3 separate regions of the Homo sapiens genome follow, and regions 2 and 3 are each linked to region 1. A link is a loop called in an ENCODE intact Hi-C map of the cell type or tissue named here. Cell type or tissue: psoas muscle. All regions are shown on one strand.

What was found. Peaks named below come from ENCODE experiments on the same cell type or tissue, not always from the same donor. Only the 100,000 strongest peaks of a DNase experiment are listed, where the experiment ranks them.
Region 2: a loop joins it to region 1, with 4 times the contacts of the local background. A loop is called at or near these places in 58 of 110 quality-filtered maps.
Region 3: it touches region 1 in a loop (4-fold over the local background); 20 of 110 quality-filtered maps call a loop at or near these places.

Annotation. Positions count from the first base shown.
Region 1 is chr12:116,701,834-116,704,333 of GRCh38, reverse strand. No RefSeq gene overlaps it. Among named protein-coding and RNA genes, the nearest start is that of SPRING1, 35 kb to the left of the region's middle. In psoas muscle, a CTCF peak has its summit at 942 (motif pointing left); a DNase peak (open chromatin) is centred at 943.
Region 2 is chr12:116,879,660-116,882,159 of GRCh38, reverse strand. It overlaps HRK (harakiri, BCL2 interacting protein), which reads left to right and starts at 719. Exons shown (of 2, transcript NM_003806.4): 1 at 719-1,184. The coding sequence starts at 853. The coding sequence ends at 1,128. RefSeq lists an enhancer at 1-526 and silencers at 1,032-1,111, 1,990-2,190. In psoas muscle, no CTCF peak of the experiment used is centred here; a DNase peak (open chromatin) is centred at 1,069; H3K4me3 peaks cover 2,500 bases; H3K27me3 peaks cover 2,379 bases.
Region 3 is chr12:116,954,362-116,956,861 of GRCh38, reverse strand. All of the region lies in intron 4 of FBXW8 (F-box and WD repeat domain containing 8), which reads right to left. Among named protein-coding and RNA genes, the nearest start is that of FBXW8, 45 kb to the right of the region's middle. In psoas muscle, a CTCF peak has its summit at 1,002 (motif pointing right); no DNase peak of the experiment used is centred here; H3K27ac peaks cover 1,796 bases.

The DNA of each region.
Region 1 (2,500 bases):
ACATCTCTGATGGCTGATGATGTTGAACATCTTTTCATGTGCTTATTGGCCATTTGTGTATCTTCTCTGGAGAGAGATGTATCTAAATCCTTTGCCCATTTTAAAATTAGCTTTTATGTCTTTTCATTTTTGAGTTGTTAGAATTCTTTATATATTCTAGATCAGATTTGCAAATATTTCCTCCCTTTCTGTGGTTGGTTTTTTTCACTTTTTTGATGGCGTTCTTGGAAGCATAGAAGTTTAATTTTGATGAAGTTCAATTTGTCTAATTTTTTTTTCTTTTTTTCTTTTTTTGAGACAGAGTCTCACTGGGTCACCCAGGCTGGAGTGCAGTGGTGTGGTCTCAGCTCACTGCAACCTCTGCCTCTGAGGTTCAAGAGATTCTCCTGCCTCAGCCTCCAGAGTAGCTGGGATTACAGGTGCATGCCACCATGCCCGGCTAATTTTTGTGTTTTTAGTAAAGATGGGGTTTTGCCATGTTGGCCAGGCTGGTTTTGAATCAGCCTCAAGTGATCTGCCTGCCTCAGCCTCTCAAAGCCCTGGGATTACAGGCATGAGCCACCGTGCTCAGACCACCACTTGGTTTTCTAATGACTGAAGATATTCCTTGGAATGGATGTGCCATAAGGGGATCATTGTTTGACCCTAATTTGCATCAAGTTCTTTGTTTTAACTCCCACCCCCATGTCTTTATTCTGGAGATTATCTGGAGTTCAAGCTCAAGCCAATTGCAAATTTCATCCGATCCTTGCAGCTGTTTTAAACACGTCATTGGTCGACCTTCCTCTGTTCCTCCCTCCCAAATGTGTTTAGTGGTGTTCGGACCTCTGCAAAGCAATAGATGAGGTTCCCAAGTCTCCAAGTAGCCAGCTTCAGGTGCCCTGTCCCTGACCTTTCATTGCCCGGGGTTGCACTAATGCAACATTGCAGGATCACGTCGCCATCTGCTGGCAAATGTGGGCAAATGCAATGCCAGGAACCCTACGATTTAGCCGTCTGTTGCTTCTCCAAGGCAGATTGGCAAGTCTATCATTCCTTTATTTATTTTTATTTTTTTATTTTTATTTTTTTGAGATGGAGTCTCACTTTTGTCGCCCAGGCTGGAGTGCAGTGGTGCGATCTCGGCTCACTGAAGCCTCCGCCTCCCAGCCATCGGCTGATTCTTTTCATTCTGGCCGACTCCTGTTGCTTTGTAAGGGCCTTCCCAACCTTTGGAGGTAGTGTCTAAATACTAAACCACTTATAAAACGGAATCTGTTTTCTACAAAGCAAGGAAGTTTATGTACTTCTTGTTCCACGGGCAACTCTTGGTGCCTGAAAAATGTCATCACCGAGTAGGAAGCAATAGGTTATTTCAGGCGAGGAAAGGACAATGGATACAAATAGTTTCTTGTGTCATAATGGTCATATTGTCAGCATTATATTTGTTAAGTCTCTGATTCTCCCGAAGCCAGAATTCTCTCTGGCGCATCATTATTCCTGCCTCTCCCAGGCCTCTGGGTCGATGCACTGTCCCTGCCTGCTGATGAGAAGAGGAGGCCCTGAAAAGACAAATGATTGACCTTTGATTGTTTTCTAGAACAGCAGCAACTTTGTATTTTTCAAGGAATGATAGGCCAGGTGCAGTGGCTCACACCTGTAATCCCAGCACTTTGAGGGGCCAAGGCGGGCGGATCACTTGGGGTCAGGAGTTGGAGACCAGCCTGGCCAACATGGGAAACCTTATGTCTACTAAAAATACAAAAATTAGCCAGGGCTGGTGGCATGCACATGTAATCCCAGCTACTCGGGAGGTTGAGGCAGGAGAATCGCTTGAACCTGGGAGGTGGAGGTTGCAGTGAGCAGAGATTATGCCACTGCAGTCCAGCCTGGGTGAAAAGAGTGAATCTCCATCTGAAAATAATAATAATAATAATAATAATAATAATAATAATAATAATAATGGAATGATAGACTAGCTAGGGAGTGAAATCATCAGTACCCAGGATACCATCTTATGCTCAGGAGATATTTTAATAAGTATTTAGTGAATGAATCAAAAAGATCAATCATTCTGTATGTTGACTTTTTTGTTTTTTTTTTTTTGAGACAGGGTCTCATTCCTTCACCCAGGCTGGAGTGCAGTGGTGCGATCACGGCTCACTGCAGCCTCAACCTCCCAAGGTTCAAGTGATCCTCCTGCCTCAGCCCCCCAAGTAGCTGGGACTACAGGCACAAACCACCATGCCCAGCTAATATTTGTATTTTTAGCAGAGACAGGATTTCGCTATGTTGGCCAGGCTGGTCTCGAACTCCTGGACTTAAACAATCCCCCCGCCTCGGCCTCCCAAAATGCTGGGATTACAGGCGTGAGCCACCATGCCCGGCCTTGACTTTTGACTCACTTTTCTTTTTACCATACCCAGCTGCTTTATCCTGCCCTAAATGCCTCAGTCGTTTCAATAAATATTTGTAACACTGTTCAATGAGAGCATGTGTTTATAACTTTTCTTTCAGTCTT
Region 2 (2,500 bases), 180 kb before region 1:
ATGTTCACAAAGAAAGCAGACAAGAAGTTTCCCTTTAGAAAGCCCCTTGCGAGGGTCTTTTGGGTGCGGGTGCCGGGCAGCGAGAATGCCTCCGTCCGCGCCCCACGCGAGCTCAGGTGGGCCCATCCAGCCTCCCACCGGGCGCTGGGGGCACTTTAGGGTCAGGTTTCTAGCCAGGCGCTGGGGGCACGTTAGGGTCAGGCTGAAAGCCTACAGGTGCCAAGTCAGACCTGAAACGAGGCAAGTTGGGTGTAATCTGACCCTTCCATAAGATTTTGAATCCACCCACCTCCCCCAAACAAAACAACAGCCTCGGAATATTTTTGAATAATGCAGCCGAATTCAGCATCAGCTTCATCCAAAACGGCAAACAAGCCTTTTTCCCTCGCCAAATCGGAACTCGAGCTGAATTCAGGAAAAGGGGAAGGAGAACAACCTTCCCTCGCGCTCCGCGCCTCCGCGGGGGTCCCCCGAGACCCCCAAAGCCCAGGACCTCCGCTGCGGGGAGCCTTCTCGCGCCGCCCCGCGCCGCGCTCCCCGTCTCCCAAACCTCGCGCTCCCTAGCTGCCGGCGCCGCTAGGGTTAAAAGTTACCTCTCGGTTTCTTCTGCCTGCAGCCCCCCCCCCAACCCCCGGGGGCCGGATGATGTAACCCCCCTCCCCGCCCCCCTCCACCATGTGACACTTTAATTAATAATAGCGCCGTCAGCACAACAAACGCACAACACAAGGAGAAACTTGGTGTCCAGGGGAGGCCCCCGGCGGCTGGAGCGCGGCGGCAGCGGGCGCAGAGGCCGGAGGGAGAGGAGGCGAGGGGCGGCCCGAGCGCGGGGCGGGAGCGAGGCCAGCGGTCATGTGCCCGTGCCCCCTGCACCGCGGCCGCGGCCCCCCGGCCGTGTGCGCCTGCAGCGCGGGTCGCCTGGGGCTGCGCTCGTCCGCCGCGCAGCTCACCGCCGCCCGGCTCAAGGCGCTAGGCGACGAGCTGCACCAGCGCACCATGTGGCGGCGCCGCGCGCGGAGCCGGAGGGCGCCGGCGCCCGGCGCGCTCCCCACCTACTGGCCTTGGCTGTGCGCGGCCGCGCAGGTGGCGGCGCTGGCGGCCTGGCTGCTCGGCAGGCGGAACTTGTAGGAACGCGGGGCTTCTTGGTGGGGCCGGAGCCGAGACCCAGCCGGAGCGAGCAACAGGTACGCGAGCGAGCGAGCGAGAGCCGGGGCGCGGCAGCTGGGCACTGGAGACGCTGGGCTGGCCCGGGAGCGGGAGAGTGGCAAGTTTGGCTTTCTTCTTTTCCCTTCTCCTTCTTCCTCCGTTCTCTTCTCTTGCAAGCATCTCCACCTCTCCTCTTCTACCCAGTCCCCAGTCTTCCCTTCCAAGTGTAAGGTCCACCGTTTCTGCCCCCATCTCTGCGAGTCCTTAAGCGCATCTTGCTACTCACTTATAGCTCAGTGGCTTGCGGAGGACTTCAGCCTCCATAATCCCCACCAGCCCCACAAATAAACACACAATGCAAGTAAAAAGTGTGCTTGCTATGGGAATGTAGTTGTAAGCCACGCCAAATACTTAAAATCTATCGCACTTCCAAGAAAGGTCCCCGGTCCCGTTCCAATCCTCTTGCCGTTCCTGAGTCGCCCCCGTCTCCATCACCTTTGCTCCCAACCTCTTGTCCCTAAGTGTCACTTCTCCAATCTCTGATCCCCATTATCTGGCACCCCAAGCGCATCTCGAGACTTCCTCCCCCTCCAGGTTTCTGGCTGGCCCAATCTTTCTTCCCAAGCTCCGCGCATTTGCAATTTTCCTCTGCCCTGCCAACTTCGCTCCTTCTCGAGTGAGGTGTCCTGTTTAAGGAGTTTGGCTTCCTTCTCCCCAGACGGTTGTAGCTGCTACGGGAAGGAGACGCCCTCGGAGTGGGCTGGAATAGGGGGCTTTCAGGGAAACTCCAATGGGAAGCCTTAAGGAAGGAACATTTATTGAGCTCCTTCGGGGTGCTGGGCACTGTTTAGGGAGGTCATGTGTTGAGAACTTAGGACAGGAAGTGGGTACTGAGCACCTAGTGTGGTTGGTATCAGTGGGAGGAAGGTACTAGGCTCTTGGGGTGGGGGGATCATTGTGCCCTAGCTGTGCGCCTGGCACTGTGCTAGGCGCTTTGAGGAAGCACACAGCGTAAGCATCGTCTTACTACTCTGGATCCTGGAGTAGCGAGGAGCGCTGCAGAGAATGAGGGAGAGAGAATCAGGCTGAGCCCACCATAGATGGGTCTAGGGCCGGAAGGTGAAGCTCGAAGGTGACATAGCCAGCCGCCCTTAGGTCCCCGCCCCCGAGCCCCGCCGCGCGCCGCAGACACCCTGGGAAGTTGGAGCGGCGCCTGAAGGCGAGGCCCGAGCGTCTGCGCCCGCGGGGAAAGGCGGCAGCCGGAGCGTGGGGGGTGGCAGCGCCCAGGGAGCTGCGGGGGTGCGCGGGGTGTGAGCCGGGACCGCAGGCGACAGATGTCGCGTGGGCCCGCGCA
Region 3 (2,500 bases), 250 kb before region 1:
CGAGTAGTTGGGATTACAGGCACGTGTCACCATGCCCAGCTAATTTTTCTATTTTTAGTAGAGACAGGGTTTCACCATGTTAGCCAGGCTGGTCTCAAACTCCTGACCCTAAGTGATCCACCCACCTTGGCCTCCCAAAGTGCTGGGAGTACAGGCATGAGCCACTGTGCCTGCCCTGTTTAAAATTATATTTTCCAATACTTCTTAATTGTAAAACAATGATAAAATTCCACTGAAGGGCCAACAGGCAAACTGAACCAACCAAAGATTCAGACACCAATTTTTACATATATAAATTTGAAGCTCCAAATTTTGCTCTCTGTCTACAAAGAACTGCAAACCCTCTCACTCTGACGCCAGGGTGTATGAATGGGGCTCAGAAAAATAAAAACATATTTGAATCAGGCCATGTCTGGCAGCTGAAGCAGCAGCCAGAGATCACTTGGTTGCTAGAGAGGTATGGGCAGTTTTGTTTTGTATCTACTTGGGCACACTTGCCTCAAAAGGAATGAAGCAAAAATGGGACAACTGAGTGTTTTTAGGGTAAGAAGAGCGCTAATGGTTTGCAGCAAATGATACAGTTCTCCTTCCAACCACACTAGGCAGAAGAGAAGCATGGATACACAGCCCTGCTCCTTCCAGCAAAGGCAGGAACGGTATGCTAAAAAGGCGGAAACCAGGGGAGAAAATATTTAGGAGTAATGAAAAAAACCTCAACACAAACAGGTTGCTTGGTGTTTTTTTTAAAACCAAAAGAGAGAAAATGTCCTCTCATATGAATAGAAAAGTGTGTTTTCTTATGCCAACTAGAATGCTTTAGCCTTATGAATCTCAAGTAACAATGAGGAGAGAGTTTATTGCAAAACACCATCATACTCCTGGGCATCTGATAAAAGCTTCTGGTGAGCTAATGGCTTAATGGTTAGCAGAGCTGGCACAAGGCCTCCAAGGAGCTACTGGTTCTACCTGAGATGCACTCTTCACTAGGTGGCTCTCCTTCACTACTTATGGCAAACGACACCTAGCCCTGCACCTCAGGTTTTATACTGTCTTTTTTGAACTCATGATGTCATCTGATTGCAACACTTAACTTCCAGAGGGCAACTGGGGAGAAGGAAGACGAGAACAGTCTAAGCATCACAAAACAGAACAGGGATGTTTCCATATGCCCCTTTCTTCTACTCTTTCTCCTCAAGGATAAACATACAATTTTCAAAACATTCTAAAATTCTAAGAGCTGTTACCACAATAAATCAAAGAAACAAACAAAAGACATGTTTCCTGAGCACTTACTATCAACTAACTTTCTAGACAAACTCTGTGCTAAAACACAAGGAAAACACACACTAAACCTCGCTAGCATTTCAGGAGGTCCAGCAGATCACAGATACAAATGCAGACAGGCGCTGAACTTTGAGAGAAAGACAGGTGACTGATTCTGTAGAGACTGGTGACTTATGAACATAAATTTTTCTCAAGTTACAGAAATGAGAAATTTTCGCTGAAAAAGCAAAGTAAAAGTTGTGTCTGAATGTCTCAGTCGCAGTTGAAGGCACGTCCACTTATCTCTCCAACAAAGAAAACAACTGGTGCAGGTCTTTTCTGCGCTGCTGCATATCCTTGCTAAGTGGTCAAGTGACAGCAGAGAAAGACAAGAACGAGGGCCAGAGAAGGCGCTCACGGAGGTAATGGAAGTCCAGAGAGTGTGGAATCGCCGAAGGGGAGTTTTCCTTTCTTACACACTTGGCTCAAAGTTTCCTGGGTCCTGGGAAAGATGTTAGACTCTGAGGGCATACAGATGCTTAATACAGGGCCCCCCCCCCCCATTTCAAGAGGGGAAAGTCAACAGCACCAAATGTTGCCAAGAGGCTGGAGAGGACGAGCCAAGAAAAGGCTATTGGTTTGTTGACCAAAAGATCACGGGTGACCTCTGAGAGTGCAGCACAGTGGGGCTGGGATGGAGCCAGCTGGAGGGAGGTTAGACGGGGAGGAAGGAAGAGGGGCAGGAGGCACGGGCTCTCACTATGTACAGCACTAACAGGAAGATGGCAGGGATGGTTTGGAGACTTCAAGTCAAAAGGTTAGATTGCAAAGAAGCTGAGGGCTACAAAAGCACTTTTAAATAATTTATTAATCTGGAAAATAAAAATTCATTCCCCTAAATCCAGTAATTCTGCTTACAGGACTCTAGCCTAGGAAAACAATCAGGATTGCAAGACTAGGAGACGATAATGAGAGAACTTTAACTCTTTATTTTATATACTTATATAGAATTTCAAGTTTCTACAGTAGCATGTGTCTAATCATTTTAAAATAAAGATTTGTAATGCTAAAAAGGAGAAAAATTTGCAGACATCTATACATAAAATATTCATAACATACATATAACAAAACACAGGAAATGACCTTAATGTCCACTATTAGGGGAATAAATAGGGAAATTGGGGTATAATTATCCAAAGTGTTTTTGCAACAAGTCAAAGAAAGTAATGAAAAATAT